2 separate regions of the Mus musculus genome follow, and region 1 is linked to region 2. The links are chromatin loops, found by intact Hi-C in ENCODE. Cell type or tissue: left cerebral cortex. All regions are shown on one strand. Links, peaks and the distances in the headings refer to the core of each region. The heading gives the core; the rest is flanking DNA.

The links. A loop is a pair of places that touch in the nucleus more often than their neighbours do. Peaks named below come from ENCODE experiments on the same cell type or tissue, not always from the same donor. Only the 100,000 strongest peaks of a DNase experiment are listed, where the experiment ranks them.
Region 1: it touches region 2 in a loop (4-fold over the local background); 2 of 42 quality-filtered maps call a loop at or near these places.

Annotation. Positions count from the first base shown.
Region 1 is chr1:34,483,180-34,488,554 of GRCm38, reverse strand. 4930568A12Rik (a long non-coding RNA gene) reads left to right here. Exons shown (of 6, transcript XR_865327.2): 2 at 2,393-2,810; 3 at 3,642-3,767. It overlaps Gm32566 (a long non-coding RNA gene), which reads right to left and starts at 4,208. Exons shown (of 3, transcript XR_003947768.1): 1 at 3,679-4,208; 2 at 2,994-3,126; 3 at 1,216-2,666. In left cerebral cortex, for the core only: CTCF peaks have their summits at 939 (motif pointing right) and 2,506; DNase peaks (open chromatin) are centred at 2,510, 2,881 and 2,986; H3K4me3 peaks cover 597 bases.
Region 2 is chr1:34,600,351-34,605,725 of GRCm38, reverse strand. No RefSeq gene overlaps it. Among named protein-coding and RNA genes, the nearest start is that of Amer3, 23 kb to the right of the region's middle. In left cerebral cortex, for the core only: a CTCF peak has its summit at 3,168 (motif pointing right); a DNase peak (open chromatin) is centred at 3,159.

The DNA of each region.
Region 1 (5,375 bases), core at 108-5,107, 120 kb after region 2:
AAGTGTGTGCATGCCTGCATGCATGCAGGCTTGTGTGTGTCTGTCTGCCTGTCTGTCTGCCTGTCTGTCTGTGTCTATGTGTGTCTGTGTGTGACTGTATCTGTGTGTCTGTGTGTGTCTGTGTGTCTGTGTGTGTCTGGGGTTGATATGTTCCTGATTCTTCAATAATGCTCCACCTGATATTTTGAGGCATGGTCTACCACTGACCCTGGTCATCACAGATTTGATGAGGTTGTGATAGGAGAGTAGGAACTTAAGAAGCAGAATGAAGATTAACACATGAAAGAAGCCAGGTCACAGAAAAAGCCTGGAACCCTTTCTTACCTTGATTTGTTATCATCTAACAAGCAAGTGTGAAATCATGAGAGGGGTGTAAGGACCGTACACATAACACAGCCAGGAAAGGGGTGTAAGAACCATGCACATAGCATAGCCAGGAGAGGGGTGTAAGGACTGTGCATATAACACGGCCAGGAGAGGGGTGTAAGGAACATACACATAACACGACCAGGCACTTTACAGGCTCTGACCTTCGCTCAGCAGCCCACTTCCACCTTTAGAGCACTTTTTCTTCTTCTCCTTGTTTTTTCTTCCTAAGAGGGTTTCTCTGTGTTGCTCTGGCTATCCTGGAACTTGCTCTGTAGATCAGACTGGCCTTGAACTCACTGAGATCCTCCTGCCTCTGCCTGGGATTAAAGACACATGTCACCATGCCTAGCTTGCCTTGCACCTCCTTCTTCCTTCCTTCCTTTCTTTCTTTCTTTCTTTCTTTCTTTCTTTCTTTCTTTCTTTCTTTCTTCCTTCCTTCCTTCCTTTCTTTCTCTCTTTCTTTCTTTCTCTCTTTCTTTCTTCCTCTCTTTCTTTCTTCCTCTCTTTCTTTTTAATAATTTATTTGTTTATTTTATGTATATGAGTGCCCTATCTGCATGTGCACCTACATGCCAGAAGGGGGCAACAGATCACACTAAAGATAGCTATGAACCCCCATGAGGTTGCTGGGGCTTGAACTCAGGACCTCCGGAAGAGCACAGTGCTCTTAATCACTGAGCCATCTCTCCAGCCCCAGACTTCTTTCTTAATCTACTTCTATTTTGTGACAAACGTAAAAGGCGTAACTTTTTCCCCATCTGTTATAGGTGACTGCTGAGATTTTCACCTAACCTATGCCCTGCACTGTTTTTCTTTTTTCTTTTTTTTTTTTTGTTTTTTGTTTTTGTTTTTGTTTTTGTTTTTGTTTTGTTTTTTGTTTTTTGTTTTTCGAGACAGGGTTTCTCTGTGTAGCCCTGGCTGTCCTGGAACTCACTCTGTAGACCAGGCTGGCCTCGAACTCAGAAATCCGCCTGCCTCTGCCTCCTGAGTGCTGGGATTAAAGGCGTGCGCCACCACAGCCGGCGGCACTGTTTTTCTTAAACTCTAATAAAACCGTTCTTGAGCTTTCTAAATTCTTTGGTGAACAAGTCTTAAAACCTGCAAAGGGAACCTCACTTTGCCTAGTGACTGTCAGGCCAGTGGGCTTCAGGGATGCCTCCCCCACTTCACTCTCCAGTTCTGGGATTACAAATGTGTGCCATCACCTCTAACTTCTTAGTGGGTGGCGGGGATCGGAGCTCAAGACTCTCAAGTTTGTTTGGGATGCACTGAGCCATCTTCCTAGGTTAAACAACAGGAAAAAATAGTATTTTTCATCAAACACTGTAATTGTGCTATCTGTCTCACTTTACAAAACATTTATGCAAATGTTTTAACACACACACACACTTGAACAAACTTTCATTTGCACAAAGATCCCCTCAACTCCCGGTTGCCCAGGGTTGGCACCACCCCAGTAGAATATTCCCCCCCCCCCACACACACACACATATAATCAAGAAAATGCAGAGTTGCATATAGGCTATCTAATGGAGTCATTTTCTCAAATGAATTGCCTTTTCCCAGATATCTCTAACCTGTGTCAAGGATGAATGGATGGATGGATGGATGGATAGATAGATAGATAGATAGATAGATAGATAGATAGACAGATAGGTCCTAACTAGGACACCATCCCAGTGGCTGGAAACCTAGACTAAATAAAAAGAAGAATGTTAGCTGAGCACTGTGGATTCATTGTGACCCTTGGCCCCAGCCTCCAGGGCTACCATTTCTCACTACAGCTGACTGATCCCCTCAAAACCAGAATAAAGTGGTCTTCCCTTAGGTGTTTCTGGTCAAGCATTTGGTCACAGCAAACTAAAATGTAACTAAAATTCCAAAAGAAGTACATAGATAAACCTCTGGCATCTCAACTCTCTTCCTAAATCCAACTGTCACATCAGGCCGCCTTGAAAACCGAATCTCCAACAGGTGTTGCACGGGGCTTCTGAGCTCTGGTTCTGTCTTTTGACCCCCACAGCTATCCACGTGGAAGGCACCTGGAACAGAGGTGGGTACTGACTGAGCTTGCTACCTGGCCTGCTGCCTGGTGCCACCTGCACTGAGCTAAAGCAGACAACTCACTGCTGTCCTCAAGCGGTAAGTCAAGGGAGCACGGGTTTTGCTGAGACAGCAACAGCCACCCGATGATGAAATCAACGGTCGGTCGGAGTGGAAGAGAGGAAATACGTAGCATCTTCCAGCTGGACAAGGAACTGACTTTTTGGAGGCTGAGATCTAGCAACATCCTGGAACTGATACAAAAGAAATTATTTAGGGGGCTACGAGAGGAGCAATTTACAAACTGATAAAGGACCCCAAGTATCTGACCAGCAAGCCCAAGCAAGGATTCGGTGTTTCCGAGAGCGCCTTGGGGGATCTGCACTGCGTCTCTGAAGGTAGCACCAGCGCGGAGCAGGCAGGGTAGGGCAGAGGCCCAGACAGATTGCCTGAATGATCTGAAGGAATCTCCCACGCCGGCCCCGCCCATCCCGCGGGCCCATCTTCATGCCCCAAATGTTAGGTGACCTTCTTTCTAGTCCCATAACCTCCCAGTTTACCGTTCGTTTCTGCCACCCAACCTGGAGACAGCAGTTGTGAAATCTTCCCAGGCATGTCACTTGGCGGGTCGCCATCAGGTCAGAACCTTCGAGGCAGATCAAGTATGCTTTCTCCTTTGGAGCTAGCTGTGGGTCAGGAGCTTTCCCGCAGACCCTGCAGATGTTTCAAATGGGTTGAGGTCTGGGTTGATCAGAGCACTCATAGCCTGTTGCAGCGTTTACTAATAAGTTTAGGAGGCTGAGAATGTCTTCATTCGACTGTTAGACAAGGAGGAAGCCCCTTAGCAACCCGGTATAAACCCTCCTCCCAGACTGAGAGCACTCTGCTAATTGGTTCTCACGTATTTCTAATCCATTTTACAAACTAAGTCCAGTTAGGTAGAAATTTTCGTGAGCACAATAGCATGACTGGGTAACAATAATGAGCTGGAAATCTAAAAACATAGATTTTGAAAGATCTCACCCTCTAGAAACAATAACTGAGAAAATCAATACACTTAACCTGATTTTAACATCATACAATGTACACAGGTATCGAAAGCTAGCATTAATACATACAATTTTATGTGTGTGTGTGTGTCTATTAAACAAATTGAAACAAAGAAATAGAAAATTACGGTTGAGTCAAGAAAATAACATCATGTGCTACATTCCCTGTCTCACATTCAGGACTACTAGGACAGACCTGACCAAAAGTCTCACTCACCAAGCTTCTCCGACCACCCCGGGGTGTCCACACTCGGTTCCTCCCATGACAGCAGCTCCTTGTTCAGAGAGCTCTCCGTATCACCTTGGGTAAATATGAATAAAATACACCTCTCTTTTTGAAAACTCTATGTTAGCACTTCGTGGTTTTTTTTTTAAACAAAAACAAAACCAGAAGTATCATTGCCACCACTGTCGTCATAGCCTCCTCCCCCTCCCCCCTTTCCTTGTCTTGCAATGCCAATCAGTTAACAACTGTGGCTGACGGAATGTCTCTGTCCCTCACAGGCCTACTCAGAGGCTTGTCTCCCAGCTGACTCTAGATCCTCACGAAGTAGCAAGCATCACACCCTGTCTACTTTAATTTCAGTCGCAAGATCTACCGCCCCCTCCACATCCCTGTGCTGCCTAAGAACCCAGAGCTTCATAGATGAACGGCAAGCACTTAACCACTGAGTCACACCCTGACTCATGTTAAGTGTGGGGTGGTTTGTTTGTTTGTTTGTTTGTTTGTTTTTGAGACAGAGTCTCTCTATATAGCCCTGGATATCCTGGAATTCACTATATAGACCAGGTTGGCCTTGGACTCACAGAGACCCACCTGGTTCTGCCTCTAGAGCACTGGGATTAAAGATGTGTATCTCAATATTTACCTGTCCTTATTTTTAGAAAAAAAAATTTTTTTTAATTTATATATGTTTGTGTCAGTATGTGCTGGTCCCTAAAGAGGACAGCTGTTAGCTGCCTGATATATGAGCATTTGAAACTGCAATCTGGTCTTAAGAGGCAGGAGGATAGTTGTGAACTTCAGGCCAACCTAGTCTACCTGTTGATTTCGAGGCCAGCTGGGATAACACAGAGAGACCATGAATTCAAACAACAACAAGCCACATACAAAGAAAAAGAGACCTCGGGGTTCTCTGGAGGAACAGGCTTGCTTTTAACTGCTCAGCTTCCTCTCCAGCCTGTAAGGGGCTTTTTAAGAAAACAAACTATCCATTCCCTTTGCATTTTGCAAGTCAGCCTCACCACCTGGATTCCTGAGCCTGGGCCTGTAAGGCCTCACTAGCCCAAGACTGCAGTCATTTACTGACCTGGACCAGGGCCCAGGACAAAGCAACAAACAAGCTGGAAGTTCCCCTGTTGAGTCTGGTCCTAAGTAAGTCCACCGCAGGACATGCAACAAAAGCCTAACACCCATACAGAGACCGTGCTCCCAGGATGGTGGGGCAATTTCAGAGGATGTGTTTATTTTTGCTTTTATAAAAGGTAAACTTTAATTTTTATCATTTTACTGTCATTTAAATTGACACCATATAAAAAGAATTATCAGATGTAAAACCAGCTCCAAGGCAAATCATAAGAAAAATAGGAGCTAAGGATATATAACTCCATGACAGCGAACTTGTCTAGGTTGCATGAGACCCAAGCTTTGGTCTTCAGCCTCCAAACAAACAAACAAACAAAAACAGAACAGAACCGAACCTCCAGCTATGCTTATCTGCAGATGGCTCAATCAGTAAGAAGTTGCACAAATGTGAGAACCTGAGCTTGCCCCCAGCTCCCACAGGAAAGGTTGGCCATGGTGACATTTGCTTACAATGTCAGAATTAGAAAGGCAGAGACAAGCAGTCCCCTGGGGTTCACTGGTCAGCCAGCCTAGATGAATCAGTGAACACTAGATCCCAGTGAAAGAGA
Region 2 (5,375 bases), core at 169-5,168:
TGGGGAGCGGGTGTGGCGGCAGTCCCAAAGGCGCCAGAGACTGCAGCTAAGTCATATGACTTGCACCTGACTTCCTCATATAAGACACAAACATCTTGAGTGCTGGGCAGGTGTACCAGGATACAGGTGAATCCAATTTGGTGGAGATTTGCCCCTGCTGCCCTGATTAGCTGAGGCTGCGTGCCTGGTGAGGGGGCGTGGCCTGCGGTTCGTGGATGAGAGAGAGTATAAAAGGAGTGAGAGGCCCAGGGTTCGGGGGAGATATAAAAACAAGGGAGATATAAACAGGGGAGATATAAACAAGGGAGATATAAACAAGAAGAAACAGGACTGAATAAATGTGTGCAGAAGGATCCTGTAGCAGCGTCGTTCTTCCTGGCCAGTTGAGCGCGCGCAACAAGTGGTGCCGAAACCCGGGACAAGAAACATCTTCAGGCACAAGCGAAGACCCCCTGCTACAGGGAGGATTCAGAACTGCATAACGGGGAAGAAGGGGTTAATAAAGGTTCCCGTGAAACAGACTGTTGAGAAGGATCCGGCGTGGATTCAGAACTCTTCAGCTGGGGAACGGTACTGATGAAGAGAAAGAAGAAAGATGAAGACTGAATAAACTGCTGTTAGAAGGACTGGTGGTCACGTCGTTCTTGCTGGTCGAGAGCGGGCGTGACAATTGGTGGCCCGTACTGGGAACCGACTCCCCCACCGAGTTCAGAACTTTCAGCAGTCAGTGGTTGCCGGCAGGGTAAGTTCATGGTGAGTGAAACTTGCGACCCCAGGAGTTTGGGAAGGACCTCGGATAAAATAGAGGTGAGCATAAAGTTGCCAGCAAGCAGGCACAAGGTAACGAAAGGTTCCCGGCTTTGGGACAAGTTAAGGTTCCTGGTTTGGGGACAAGTTAAGGAACTATGATAACCTCAGTGTAGTGATCAATAGATCCTCGCTGTGTAGTTATGCTTTTTTCTCCCATTGACCCTTTGTGGGTAGGTCTGGTAGTTTTGGTCTTGTTTGTTCTGATATATGGACTCTGTTACTGTTTGAATCAAGAGGCAGTCAAGACAGGTCAGAAAATCCTTATAGAGCAACAAGAAAGTATGTTGGAAGAGAAGGGCTTAAAAAGAAAAAGGAAAAAGAAAGGAGACACAGTGTTATCAGGTGGACAGAAAGGACAAAATAAAAGAGCTGAGGCAGAGGAGGAAGGCGAATTAGCTTTTGCTCCCCCTCCCTATGCCTCCTCGTCAGCCATCTATGGGCAGACCTTCTGTCCGGAGGTCTGGAAAGAGGATAGATTCTCCTTGCTGGGATGTCCTATTTTCACTGATCAAGCTGAATTTGCATGGGATAGAGATATGCTGCTTGATCAAGGTAGATTTGCACAACAACAGACAGGATATCCAGTGCAGGTGTTTGAGCAGGTGAATCAGATTGCTATAAGGGCGTGGAAATCATTGCCTAACAGAGGGGAAGCTAGTGAAAACTTGACTCTCATATTGACTTCCCAGATGGACACACAGGTGATTGAGGTTATGGTCTCATCACCACGAGGTATTGTGTCCATCCCCCCCGGGGATCGACCAGATCAGGTGTTGATGTGGGCGAGAGGGTCTGTTTGTGTGTTTCCACAGGACCAGACGGAACCTCTTTGGGTGCTGGAGAGATTGGTGAGACGCTGCAAGAATGAGGCTCCTGATCCAGTTGCCCCTGTGGATGTGGTGGATGATCCCACAAGCACAAAGGATGGAGCCGAGATGAGAGATCCTTTCGGTATTCCAGAAGCCGATACCAGCTCGACATGACATTCAAATTTTTCCACGCTTTTTGATCCCTGAATTCCCCTTAAAGAGATATCCCCTCTGGCTATCTATCCCTTGCTTCAGGGAAGATGAGCGGGGATGAGAGCCCTGGGATGTATGCTTGTTATAGTGTGTGTGTGTTTTGTGTTTGGCACATGTGTTAGGTGCAGAGTGTGCGGCCCGCACTTTCGCCATGGTAGCATAGGCTTTTGCTGCAGTGGAGGCGGGACAATCTCCTCAGATTCGGTTTGCCGCTCTAAAAGAAATTATGCTGCGTTATGCCGTGGGGTGCGAGGCTAAGCACTGCACAGAGGATAGCTGCTGTTGGCATCCTGTGGAAGGCACGTCTGATTGCATGAAGGTTCAGTGTCCTAGTTCCCTTCCCCCAGGAAAAACGACACGGGAGCTGGCCAAGACCTCTCTGGGTGATGAGCCTAAGGGATGGTTTTGTGTAGGGCCCCTATGCTTGCACACTGGGGATCAGACCTCTACCTTCACCCATGAGGCTTGCTTGCAGCAATTAAGATCTGGCCATAGGTTAATTAACATCCTGGCCTTTTGATGCACCTGCCACAAGCAAAACACAATCTCCCCAGGAGTGGCTTGGCATGATAGAGAGGTAGTCAGTGATAAGACTCCCTGGGCATGTCACCAACCTAAGACAGGGATCAAACCAATGCTGTTTGTCACCCAAGGACGGGTAAGGGACATGGCTGCGGGGGGCTATCTACAGACATTCTCTCTGCCAAAAAAGAAAAAAGGGGGAATTGTGGGGAGCGGGTGTGGCGGCAGTCCCAAAGGCGCCAGAGACTGCAGCTAAGTCATATGACTTGCACCTGACTTCCTCATATAAGACACAAACATCTTGAGTGCTGGGCAGGTGTACCAGGATACAGGTGAATCCAATTTGGTGGAGATTTGCCCCTGCTGCCCTGATTAGCTGAGGCTGCGTGCCTGGTGAGGGGGCGTGGCCTGCGGTTCGTGGATGAGAGAGAGTATAAAAGGAGTGAGAGGCCCAGGGTTCGGGGGAGATATAAAAACAAGGGAGATATATAAACAAGGGAGATATAAAAACAAGGGAGATATGAAAACAAGGGAGATATAAACAGGGGAGATATAAACAGGGGAGATATAAACAAGGGAGATATAAACAAGAAGAAACAGGACTGAATAAATGTGTGCAGAAGGATCCTGTAGCAGCGTCGTTCTTCCTGGCCAGTTGAGCGCGCGCAACACAGAGGGAGCCCAGTGGATCTAGTGAAGTCTGTGGATCACTCAGACAGGATCATCTGGATGCTGGAGTTGATAAGGAGAAGCAATGCCCTGCTGCAGAATGGGAATCCCAGCGAAGGAAAGAACCCTGACCACCAGAGGGCAGCAGAGCTCAGCACAGTGCAGTGCAGGCCGGGTGCTCTGGGAGGCAGCAGTCCGGCAAGGTTTCTGTGACTGCCAGGGAATTGAACTCAGAGACCTGAATCCAAAAACATCCTGCTATGGGAGGCAGAACAACAAATTTTGTGACTTTGGAGACCAGGTTCATGGGCAGGAGAACCTGGGCACATTCTAGGTTTTCTTTTTCTTCAGTGAGAGAGGGAAGGGTGGAGGCATGAGGGGGGCAGGAGAGAGGGAGGAAGGGAAAGGTAGGGAGACAGAGAGAATGAATGAATGAACAAATGAATGAATGAATTTTTGGTGTGGAACATCTGATGAGCCTGAGGACTTATCCTAAGCCAGCGCTTTCTCTCCCTTCAGGGGCACCGCCTTATCTCCTTATGGGAAGCACTTTTTCAAAGTTGCAGAAGTCTCAGAGGAGGTTGAAAGCCTTTCTAACTCTTTTCTTCCAAAGTAGAGAGCATCCTGCCTTGATGGTTAACTGCCCTCCTGGGGAGAAGACTAGAGTGGAGCTCATGAGGGGGCACCTGTCTCATCAGAGGTGACAGGTCCTCACCAGGTTGTTCTTTGGAGGCAGAGGCCAATTAAGCAAACCCCACATCCTATCATTCCTTGAGATACTCCTCCCTCCTTCTATAGGCACAGCAGACCTAGGACACCACCAGCATCACCTCCCCCATGTATTCTTCTGAGGTGCTCACTGCCTCAGGGCCTGATGTCAGCCTCTGTCACAAGGAAGGCTGGGCTTTCATGACCCATGCATGGGAAGGGGAACAGCAGTTCTGGATACTTGGTGAGGGCCCAGCTACACAGAATTTCAAGTTCTTTAATTACTACCAAGCTGCCAGGAGCAATTTCATATCACAGGACACAGGTCCTTAAGGGCTTGTTTGCACCTGGCTGTATATTCACTCCGCTGTACTGAGGGCTGTCCTTTGTTTCTTCAATCCTCTCAGATCACTGTGACTGTCCTAGGTCTGTGCTTGAATATGGCCTCCCAGAGAGCAGCATGTGGGAGCTGTTCTGTTCAGCCATGCCTGTCCTCCCTCAGACAGCAGTATCACATTCTCAGAGGCATGGAGCTGTGCATCAAGCAAAACTTTGGACACTAGAAAGGTCTCACACACAGCTGTCGTTCTGGGTGGCAGAACGGCACACTCATACTAGCATTCTTTCACTAGACCTTACAGTTCTTTTAGAGGCTGAGGACAAAGGCTTGGTGTTTCCCCCACATGCCTTTACTGGTGTGATGACACCTGACAAGAAGCTACCTCTGTCTATGCTCTAACTGAAGTTTAAGTATTTGCTATACTTAATTTCAGTTATAAAAAATTATAGGAGACAGGGATGTGTCCAGACTCCTGTTTCAGCTTGTAGAGAGCCTTCTGGAAAGGGACAGAGGACTTCTAGATCTGCTTCCTCAGGCCACCTTCATATTCTTTCCCAAGGGCATTTTTGGTGCATTTTATGCAGTATAGGACCTGTATCATGGGCCAGGTCAACTACAGTCTTAATACTTCTTGCTGCTTTAAAGTTCAACTATGGAGGGCAATAGGCTGGCTCTTGCACACAAAATATGGAGACATTATGATTGAACTCTGGAAAGAATCCAAAGTTGACTGATTCTCTACCCACTTCCCTCAAACTCTGGGGTTATGGGTCTCCATGCTGTCTCCTTAAGGTGCTAGGGCCAGAGGAAGCTGGCAGTTGCTCTGAACATCTTAGAAAAGATTGCATTAGGATGGCCATCACCCTGCTGTGTAGTATATCTGAAATGTATTCCTCCTGCCCCCCTGAAATTTTGTTTCCTTAGGCCACAGGGCCTGCATCCCATCTGCCACTGTCCCTGTGCCTGGTGGCTGTGGATGGTCACTGGGCTCTCCACATTTGGTAGTTGGACTGTTAGAAATGCCATGAGGAAGCCCTGTGGCGGAGGTGCACACCTTTAATTCCAGCACTTGGGAGGCAGAGGCAGGTGGATCTCTGAGTTCCTGGCTAACCTGGCCTACTGAGGGAGTTCCAGGACAGTCAGGTCCACAGAGAAACCCTGTCTTGAGACCACCGTGCCCCTAAGTGAGAAATGTCATGTGGAGATAAAGGCTGCATATCTGAGTATCTCATCTTGGGCAGTGGGATAGTTGATACTAAACTATAGCTTCTGGTAGTTAGTACTAGCCCAACCCCCAAAGTTCT